Regions from separate parts of the Homo sapiens genome. Here region 1 is linked to region 2. The links are chromatin loops, found by intact Hi-C in ENCODE. Cell type or tissue: sigmoid colon. All regions are shown on one strand. Links, peaks and the distances in the headings refer to the core of each region. The heading gives the core; the rest is flanking DNA. Region 1 overlaps CRK (CRK proto-oncogene, adaptor protein). Region 2 overlaps YWHAE (tyrosine 3-monooxygenase/tryptophan 5-monooxygenase activation protein epsilon).

Region 1 (5,375 bases), core at 130-5,129, 72 kb before region 2:
CAGCTGGGACTACAGGTGCCCACCACCACGCCCAGCTAATTTTTTGTATTTTTAGTAGAGACGGGGTTTCACCGTGTTAGCCAGGATGGTCTTGATCTCCTGACCTTGTGATCCACCTGCCTCAGCCTCCCAAAGTGCTGGGATTACAGGCGTGAGCCACCGCGCCTGTCCAACCTGGCTAATTTTTAAATAATTTTTGTAGTGATGAGGTCTTGGCTGTGTTGCCTACGCTGGTCTCAAAATCCTGCACTTAAGTGATCCTCCCACCTCAGCCTCCTAAAGTTCTAGGATTACAGGTGTGAGGCACCACGCCCAACAAAATTCATTTTCTTTTTTTTGTTTGTTTGACACAGAGTCTTGCTCTGTTGCCCAGGCTGGAGTGCAGTGGCGTGATCATGGCTCACTGTAGCCTTGACCTTCCAGGCTCAAGCCATCCCCCTACCTGAGTGTCCTGAGTAGCTGGGACTACAAAAGTGTGCCACCATGCCCAGCTAATTTTTTAAGTTTTTTGCAGTGACAGCCATGTTGCCCGGGTTGGTCTTGAACTCCTGAGCTCCAGGGATCCACCTGCCTCAGCTTCCCTAAGTGCTGGGGTTAGAGATGTGAGCAACCGTGCCCAGCTAAAACTCATTCTCTATGGAGAATGTTTACTAGTTGTTATTATTAGAGAGTTGTTTATTACTTCTTCAGGAAACCATAATGTGAAAAATCCAATGAAAATAGTTTGCTGTTTTGGGTGCTTAGCCGAGTGGGAGTTAAAGGTTTGCATTCCTAATTAGAAACTTTGTGGCCGGGTGCAGTGGCCCACACCTGTAATCAATCCCAGCACTTTGGGAGGCCGAGGCGGGTGGATCACTAGGTCAGGAGATCGAGACCATCCTGGCTAACACGGTAAAACCCCGTCTCTATTAAAAATACAAAAAAAATTAGCCAGGCATGGTGGCGGGTGCCTGTAGTCCCAGCTACTCGGGAGGCTGAGGCAGGAGAATGACGTGAACCCGGGAGGCGAAGCTTGCACTGAGTCGAGATTGTGCCACTGCACGCCAGCCTGGGGGACAGAGCGAGACTCCGTCGTGGTGTCCCACACCTATGATCCCAAAACTTGGGGAAGCCGAAATCCTAACAATCCCGGGAGTTCACCAGTCTGGGCAACGTGGTGAAACCCCATCTCTACAAAAAATACAAAAATTAGCCGGGCGTGGTGGCGTGTGCCTGTATTTGAAGCTATTCGTGAGGCTGGGTGGGAGGCTTGCTTGAGGCTGAGGCTGCAGTTAGCTATGATCATGCCACTGCACTCCAGCCTGCGTGACACAGCAAAACCCTGACTCATTTTTTTTTTTTTAAAGAAACTTTGACTCTTGTTTGAATTTACTCGTTTTGTTTGACTGTGTTCATTTATTTTCCTTGAGTTTTAGAATCTCAGCATAGAATAAATCCATTCTGAACTATGGTATGTAGGGCCACCATACACACTCGTGTCTTAGGAATTTTAAGCGTTTGTAATATGTTCTTTCTCTGGATCCTCAGTGTGTTATCAGATGTTGAGTGTTTTAACCCTTTATTTCCCCAAGCATTTTTTTTTTAATGACCTGTTTGCTTCATAGCGAACAGTCTAGTTTCTGTTTTATTTACGATCTCGGGAATTGATTTTTAAGCAGTTAGCCCCTTAGTTTTTCAGTTCAGCTTCTTGGTTCTTTTACCTTTTAGCTGTCAAAGATAAAATTGAGATCACCTATCTTAGATTTAAAAAGATACCAGAGGCCAGGCACTGTGGCTCATCCCTGTAATCCCAACACTTTGGAAGGTTGAGGCCGAAGGATTGCTTGAGCCCAGGTGTTTGAGACTAGCCTGGGCAACATAGTGAAACCCCATCTCTACAAAATATTTAAAAATTACCCAGATATGGTTGAGCGTGCCTGTAGTCCCAGCTGCTCAGGAGGCTGAAGTGGGAGGATTACTTGAGCCTGGGAGGTCAAGGCTGCAGTAAGCTGTGATTGTGCCACTGCACTCCAGCTTGAGCGACACAGCGAGACTCTGTCCCAAAAACAACGAAAACCACAACAAGAGATAGTTTTTCTTCTTCGGAATTATACATTCTAGATGTGAAGAGAAAAAATGTGTGAGCTCAGTGCAGACACAAGCTCTCTCCACCTTCTGAACAGCAGCAGGGACCCATGAAAAACAAGAGCTTGCTACATTTCCTGAGGTTGAAAAGTAGATGCAGGCCAGGCGCAGTAGCTCACACCTGTAATCCCAGCACTTTGGGAGGCTGAGGTGGGTGGATCACCTGAGATCAGGAGTTTGAGACCAGCCTGGCCAACATGGTGAAACCCCGTCTCTACTAAAAATACAAAAAAAAAAAAAAAAATTAGCTTGTCATGGTGGTGGGAGCCTGTAATCCTAGCTACTCAGGAGGCTGAGACGGGAGAATCGCTTGAACCCGGGAGGCAGAGGTTGCAGTGAGCAGAGATCACGCCACTACACTCCAGCCTGGGCGACACAGTGAGATTTGGTCTCAAAAAAAAAAAAACATGCAACAGAACCTTGAGGCTTACACTGCTCTGTAAATGGGGTAGCGACAGAACATATTTGGAGAATGCAGTGAAAGCCCCCGTCGTTGATCAAGTATGAGAGCACGTCCTGATCAGCCTAGTCTCCTGGCCTCCTCATCCTTCCCTGGGGCTGTAGTGATGGGCATCTTTCTTCCCAGGGGATGTTTCAGCTTCCAAATGTGATGTTGGTGTGCTGTGAAGAGAAGGGGTTATTTTTTCTAGAGTTTTTTTTGCTGATTAAATCTTGACTAAATGTGTATGAGGCATGCATGAAAGCTCCATTTCGGCCAGGCACAGTGGTGGGCTCCTGTAGTCCCAGCTACTCAGGAGTTTGTGGTGAGAGGATCACTTGAGCCCCGGAGGTCAAGACCAGCCTGGGTAACATAGTGAGATCCCAACTCTAAAAAAAATAAAAATAAAATCTGCATTTCATTTCCAGTGTAGTACATCATTAAATAACAGCCTGCTCTGTTTTTTCCAGGGGTGAGCCCCTCCAGACTCCGAATAGGAGATCAAGAGTTTGATTCATTGCCTGCTTTACTGGAATTCTACAAAATACACTATTTGGACACTACAACGTTGATAGAACCAGTTTCCAGATCCAGGCAGGGTAGTGGAGTGATTCTCAGGCAGGAGGAGGCGGAGTATGTGCGAGCCCTCTTTGACTTTAATGGGAATGATGAGGAAGATCTTCCCTTTAAGAAAGGAGACATCTTGAGAATCCGGGACAAGCCTGAAGAGCAGTGGTGGAATGCGGAGGACAGCGAAGGCAAGAGAGGGATGATTCCAGTCCCTTACGTCGAGAAGTATAGACCTGCCTCCGCCTCAGTATCGGCTCTGATTGGAGGTAACCAGGAGGGTTCCCACCCACAGCCACTGGGTGGGCCGGAGCCTGGGCCCTATGCCCAACCCAGCGTCAACACTCCGCTCCCTAACCTCCAGAATGGGCCCATATATGCCAGGGTTATCCAGAAGCGAGTCCCCAATGCCTACGACAAGACAGCCTTGGCTTTGGAGGTACATAACGTGCACAATGTAGAAAGAAGAGATCTGCTGCAGGGTCTCCTCTCGGTCCTCTTAGAGCTTTGTAGCAATGCTGACTACAGCATTGGGATGTTGTAGATGGCAAGCCGCTAAGCACTGATGTTGGCATTGAATGTTGGGTTTTCTCTTCTTCATAGAAAACCTGTTTGGGAATGAGTAAGCTTAAAACTGTATAACTGAATGTTCTTAATTGATCTACTAAACACACTTGGACTACTTTAATAACACCACCTGAATTCACAGGAATTAACCTCAAATGTTTTTCCTCATCTACATCCTCATCTGTTTCTTGCTTTCTGTTTGTCGTTGTCTAAAAGAAGGTGGGTTCAGATGGATTTGAGTGTAATAAGTGGTCTCTATCAAAGCACTTAAATGGAATTTTCCCGCAAAAACTTGTTTTTGCTTCAGGGGACTTGAAGTTCCTTACCACTAATGTTCATTGAGTAGAATCCGGGAGGAAATAGGCCTAGTAGAGGTTTGAAGAGATGCACACCCAGAAGTCCTCATTCCGAGGAGTGGCAGGTGCACGGGTCTTTCTAAATCATTCAAAAAGCCAGTTCTTCCTCAGGAATTAATTTTTGCCTTTACTGATGAAATATCTTTGGCAGCCCACTTCCTTCTGGCCAGCCATTACATGGTGTTAATTCCTTTATTCCTCTCTTCCACGCTCACACCTTGCTCTCCTACCTCCTTCCTTTCTTCTTCCTTCCTCCCTCTCTCCCTTCCTTTCTTTTCAGAAGAATTGATGGTTCAGTGTAAAAGCTAGTACAGACTGGGCACAGTGGCTCACACTTGTAATCCTAGTGCTCTGGGAGGCTAAGGCAGGAAGACCACTTGAGACCAGGTGTTCAAGACCAGTCTGGGAAACATAGACCTCAGCTTTTTTTAACAAAAAGTGAAAAAAAAAAATCACCAGGCGTGGTGGCATGCACCTGCAGTCCTGGCTTGAATGAGAAATGGAATGTATGTTGTCAGAGTTATCACTGCCTCTTGTTCCCATTCCCTGTTTGGAGGAAAATAGATTTCTACCCTCAGGTCTTCCTGTGAGTTCAGATGACGGTAACATCTGGCATGGTGCTGTGTGTATGATGGATCTTACTCCTTTTTATTTTCTTTTTTTTTTTTCCTCTCTGCTTTTTTTTATTTTTATCTGGCCTTACTGAGTCACTAGATGTAACTCTTGACATTTATTACAGACTTTATTAGCACTGGGTTGAAGTAAGTATGAAAACATGGAACAAAGGCTGGGCGTGTGGCTCATACCTGTAATCCCAGCACCTTGGGAGGCCGAGGTGGGCAGATCACTTGAGCTCAGGAGTTGGAGACCGGCCTAGGCAACATGGCAAAACACCATCTCTACAAAAAATTAGCTGGGCATGGTGGCACGTGCCTGTGGTCCCAGCTACTTGGGAGGCTGAGGAGGGAGGATCACCTGAGCCTGAAAGGTCATGGCTGAAGTGAGCTGAGATCATGACACTGCACTCCAGCCTGGGCGACAGGGTGAGACTCTGTCTCAAAAAAAGAAAAAGAAAAAAAGCCATGGAACAAGCCAGCTGACCCAGGAGAAACCAGTTATCATGTGAATTTTGCTTCTATTTGCATTTCCTTTCTCAGAGATTTAATCATGCCTGCCTTAATTAGAGGCTTTACTGCTCAAAAAAATGGTTGAGCTTCTCTACCTGCTGTGAAACACAAATCTCATTAAATAAAGATTTGAGTAGAAAACTAGTTTTATGATTTTAGTAAGTTTTCCTTTTTGATTTGGGTATTGGGTTTTTT
Region 2 (5,375 bases), core at 74-5,073:
CAGGTGATCTGCCTGCCTCGGCCTCCCAAAGTGTTGGGATTACAGGCGTGAGTCACCGTGCCTGGCCTAATTTTTATATTTTTAGTAGAGACGGGGTGTCACCATGTTGGCCAGGCTGGTCTTGAACTCCTGACCTCAGGTGATCCACCTGCCTCAGCCTCCCAAAGTGCTAAGATGACAGGTGTGAGCCACAGCACCCAACATGTCATCCTTCTTTAATGGTTCAGAATTGCATTTAAAAAATCAGCTTGAGGTGTACAGTTAAACGTGCCACTTTTACATGTACAATTCTGTGACCTGTCCTTTGCACAAAAGCCCCTCAGTTCACCTCTGTACCTTGATAACCATTTGCTTTCTGTCTTTTTAGTTTGTGTTTTTTGCAATTTGATATAAATGGAATGATAAAATCCTTTTAATCTGACTCTTTTCACTTAATATGATGTTTTTCAGATTCTTCCATATTGTTGCTTGTATCAGTTAATTATTTTTCTCCCCTCCCGTCTCCTCTTCTCTTTCTGGACACAGAGTCTCTCGCTTTGTCATCCAAGCTGGAGTACAGCGTTAGGATTATACAAAGTAATTGTGGTTTTTGCTGGCAAAATGCGCAATTACTTTTGTACCAACCTAATAGCTCACTGCAGGCCTGAATTCCTGGGGTCAAGCAGTTCTCTTGCCTTAATCTCCTGAGTAGTTGAGACCGCAGGCACACACCACCACACCCAGCTAATTTTTGTAGAGGCAGAGTCTCACCATGTTGCCCAGGTTGGTCTCAAACTACTGGGCTCAAGTAATCCTCCTGTCTTGGCCTCCCCAAATGCTGGGATTACAGATGTGAGCCACTGTGCATGGACAGTTAATTCTTTATTTTTGAGTGGTATCCCATCTTACATATGTGAACATCAGTGTGCTTATACATTTCCCCTCTGGATGCACATTTGAGGGGTTTCCACTTTTTGGCTATTATGAATAGAGTTGCTGTGAGTGAGTGTGTAAAAGTCTTTGTAAAGATTATTTTTCTTCTGGATGATGCATAGAATTGGGATTGCTGAGTCATATGGTACATGTTTATTAAAACATTGCCGAATATTTTTCGAAGAGACTTTACAAAATATGGCTTAATTTTTTTTATATTCCCGAAAGGATTAATTTTTGAAACATATTTTCCTGGATACATTAGGCACACTCCCCTTAATTTAATAGTGTTTTGGTTTTTGTTTTGTGTTTTTTTTTGAAACGGAGTCTCACTCTGTCACCCAGGCTGGAATGCAGTGGTGCAATCTCAGCTCACTGCAACCTCTGCCTCCCAGGTTCAAGCAGTTCTCCTGCCTCAGCCTTCCTGGTAGCTGGGATTACAAGCGTGCACCACCATGCCCAGCTAATTTTTGTATTTTTAGTAGAGACGGGTTTCACCATGTTGGCCAGGCTGGTCTCGAACTCCTGACCTCAGGCGATCCACCCACCTTGGCCTCCCAAAGTGCTGAGATTACAGGTGTGATCCACCGTGCCCGTCCAATTTAGTAGTGTTTTATGAAGTCACCATCTCTTTCATACCTATTAGTTAAGGTATGCTTATGCTTAGGGTGTTAATGAAAGCTAAGGATGCTTATTTAAATGCAGATTCTTTCTTTTGGTTTTTTTTGAGATGGAGTCTGCTCTGTTGCCCCAGGTGGCATACAGTGGGGCGATCTCAGTTGCAATCTCTGCCTCCTGGGTTCAAGCAATTCTGCTGCCTCAGCTTCCCAAGTAGCTGTAATTACAGGCGCGCACCACCAAACGCAGCTAATTTTTGTATTTTTAGTAGAGACCGTTTCACCACGTTGGCCAGGCTGGCCTTGAATTCGTGACCTCAAATGATCTGCCCACCTTGGCCTCCCACAGTTCTGGGATTATATGCATGAGCCACTACATCCAGCCTATTTTTATTTTTATTTTTATTTTATTTATTCTATTTTTTTTTTTTTGAGGTGGAGTCTCTGTTGCTGGGCTGGAGTGCAGCGGCATGATCTTGGCTCACTGCAATCTCCACCTTCTGGGTTCAAGCGATTCTCCTGTCTCAGTCTCTAGAGTACCTGGGACTACAGGCGTGCATCACCACGCCCAGCTAATTTTTGTATTTTTAGTAGAGACAGTGTTTCACCATGTTGGCCAGGATAGTCTTTATCTCTTGACCTGGTGATGTGCCACCTCGGCCTGCCAAAGTGCTGGGATTTACAGGCATGAGCCACTGTGCCCAGCCTCTGTTTTTATTTTTTAGAGACAGGGTCTCGAACTCCTGAGCTCGAGTGATTCTCCTGCCTCAGCTCTCAAAGTGCTAGGGGTATGAGCCACTTACTCCTGGCCCTAAAATGCAGATTCTTGAGTCTCATCACCAAAGATTGAAACGTGGGTAATGTTGGAGAGCCACATGGTAATATGGCATCAAAAATAAGTTTTTATTAATGTATTTATTCAGTTACTATTTCTTGTGCTGTTTGTGGCGCTTTGCATTCACACGCCGTTGTGTTTCCCTATGCTTGCGGTAGATGCCAAGGCTTTTCTGGGCCCCTTTCTTTGCTCGCCACCTAGTGGTAACAAGTAGGAATCATCAGAAGTTTTACCAATGAAGGAGCTTCATACGAGGAAGGATAGAAAACATCCAAAGTCTGTTGGTGGCCAACCATATACTCCGTATATTTTTGCTGTATGAACAAATTCCCCTTCCTTTTGTATTTTTGGAAATACTATTTATTTGTGAGACAATACATTTTAGAACCTGTAAATTCTTAATCTTTCTCTTAAACTGACAGCTCATTTTTTTTTGCTGGAAAATAGTTAGGTGTGCCTAATTACCTTATTTAATGAGAGGTGCTTTCAGACCACACTAAATTATATTAGATAGTATATGAAGTCTTTCTCACTCCACCTAACTACCTTCTGGAGTCTTTGTATTGGCTCTTAGTTTGGTTTCCTTTACATGTTTTTGGCTTTTTACTCATATTAGTTTTGATGATTATGAAATTATTTTTGTTAAAATGTTTTTTTCGCAGTAGCTTGACAGAAAAAAACTACTTTGAAAGGAATATGTTAAGAAAACTTCAAATTTGTAAGGTCTGACTTTTCCTTTTCCCATACAGAAATGGTGGAGTCAATGAAGAAAGTAGCAGGGATGGATGTGGAGCTGACAGTTGAAGAAAGAAACCTCCTATCTGTTGCATATAAGAATGTGATTGGAGCTAGAAGAGCCTCCTGGAGAATAATCAGCAGCATTGAACAGAAAGAAGAAAACAAGGGAGGAGAAGACAAGCTAAAAATGATTCGGGAATATCGGCAAATGGTGAGATTGTTGTGCCATCATCCCCCCTTATCCACAGTTTGAGTTACCTGTAGGACGGTACACTTAAGATTTTGAGAGAAAAGGAGACTACATTCATATAACTTGTATTACAGTATGTTATAATGTTTCTGATATTGATCTTTGTGCCTGGTTTATAAGTTAAACTTACCCGTGGCTATGCATGAGGACAAAACATAGTCTGTATCAGGTTTGGTATTTTCCATGGTTTCATCACATCCACTGGCAGGTCTCAATGGATCCCTCTTGGATAAGGGGGAACTATTGTATTTTCAAGCAAAATGATGACTGTTTTTTAAAAAAATATGGTGGGTTGGCCAGGCGCGGTGGCTCAGGCCTGTAATCCCAGCACTTTGGGAGGCTGAGGTGGGCGGATCACGAGGTCAGGAGATCGAGACCATCCTGGCTAACATGGTGAAACCCCGTCTCTACTAAAAATACAAAACATTAGCTGGGCGTGGTGGCGGGAGCCTGTGGTCCCAGCTACTCGGGAGGCTGAGGCAGGAGAATGGTGTGAATCCGGGAGGCGGAGCTTGCGGTGAGCCGAGATCGCACTGCTGCACTCCAGCCTGGGTGACAGAGCGCGAGACTCCATCTAAAAAAAAAAAAAAGCACCCAAAAACCAATATATTGGGTTAATTTGTCTGATTCCTCTTTTTTTTTCCCTGAGGATTATTTAATGAAGTTATTTTACTTACTGTGGGTGTATATACATATATAAAATGTTTCTTATTGTAGGTCTTGTTAAAAAAAAGTTGGACAGCCATCACTGTAATGCAGCAGTTTTCAATTAGAGGTGCTTTTGTACTTCAGAGAACGTTTAACAATGTCTAGAAATACTTTTGATTGTCACAACTTCTGGAGGGTGTTCCTAGCATCTAGTGGGGTGGGGACTGGGGTGCTGCTAACCATTCTACTGGGCACAGCACGGGCCCCACAACAAACTGTCGGGAGTGCTGCTGTTGAGTAACCGATTCTAGTAGAAGAGACAGGCACGTAAATACAGGAAAGAACAGGGAAGAGAATTACAGGGCAGGTGGAAAGTGAGGTTGGTTGGGGGAGGGAAGGGTGGGGGAACCACAGTTACTGACTCGCCAGCTGTACTGGGCACTGTCCTGAGTAGAGAAATATTTTTGTTACATGTATTTGTGCAAGGTAGTACATGAAATCTTTAAAATGGCACTGGAAGGGGGAGGTATTATCCCAACTATGAATGCACAAACCAGGGTTTTGGGTGTTTGACATACCTGAGGTCACATAGAAAGTTGTGAGCTGGGGCCTTCCGTGGTGGCTCATGCCTGTAATCCCAGCACTTTGGGAGGCCAAGGCGGGCAGGTACCTGAGGTGAGGAGTTCGAGAGCAGCCTGACCGACATGGTGAAACCCCGTCTCCACTAAAAATACAAAAATTAGCCAGGCATGGTGGCGGGCACCTGTAATCCCAGCTACTCGGGAGGCTGAGACAGGAGAATCGCTTGAACCCAGGAGGTGGAGGTTGCAATGAGCCAACGTCGAGCCACTGCACTCCATCCAGCCTTGGCAACAAGAGGGAAACTCTGAATCAAAGAAAGAAAAAGTAAAAAATAAAGAGTCCAGATGTCCTGATGAGTCCCTAAATAGAAATAATAAGAGAAGAGGAACTGAAAAAGGAAGCCACGGGCCAAGAGTGGAGTGTTGCAATTCAGACTTCTAGTATGGAGCAGCATGGTCATGGGTGTGGACAAGTGAAAGTCTAGGAGTAGAGAGCAAAGAACTCTGTTGAATGGAACATGGCTGCACCATACCTTGGTGTGATCTCAGGTATTGGGTGGGTTTGCTGTAGATACTCAGTGAATCTGGGAGAAGGGTGTAGAGATCTATTGATGACAAAAACTGAGAAATAGAATGTAGATCATCAGCTTGTGAGGAGGAAGAGTTTGGAGTAATAGAGCAGTCATTGAGTATGCAAGGAGCTAGGAGAACTTAGAAGTCTTCCTTCTCCTAGACCAGTCTCTATTGGAAAAGCTGTCAGGGATGTCGTTTATTCAGAAAGTAGTTTTGCTTGG

What was found. Hi-C counts contacts between places; a loop is a spot of excess contacts. Peaks named below come from ENCODE experiments on the same cell type or tissue, not always from the same donor. Only the 100,000 strongest peaks of a DNase experiment are listed, where the experiment ranks them.
Region 1: it touches region 2 in a loop (2.7-fold over the local background); 12 of 110 quality-filtered maps call a loop at or near these places.

What each region holds. Positions count from the first base shown.
Region 1 is chr17:1,434,814-1,440,188 of GRCh38, reverse strand. It overlaps CRK (CRK proto-oncogene, adaptor protein), which reads left to right. Exons shown (of 3, transcript NM_016823.4): 2 at 3,034-3,569. Among named protein-coding and RNA genes, the nearest start is that of CRK-AS1, 13 kb to the right of the region's middle. RefSeq lists an enhancer at 1,140-1,434. In sigmoid colon, for the core only: no CTCF peak of the experiment used is centred there; no DNase peak of the experiment used is centred there; H3K4me3 peaks cover 419 bases.
Region 2 is chr17:1,362,797-1,368,171 of GRCh38, reverse strand. YWHAE (tyrosine 3-monooxygenase/tryptophan 5-monooxygenase activation protein epsilon) reads left to right here. Exons shown (of 6, transcript NM_006761.5): 2 at 3,114-3,313. Among named protein-coding and RNA genes, the nearest start is that of YWHAE, 35 kb to the left of the region's middle. In sigmoid colon, for the core only: a CTCF peak has its summit at 2,579 (motif pointing left); DNase peaks (open chromatin) are centred at 2,521 and 4,996; H3K4me3 peaks cover 358 bases; H3K27ac peaks cover 363 bases.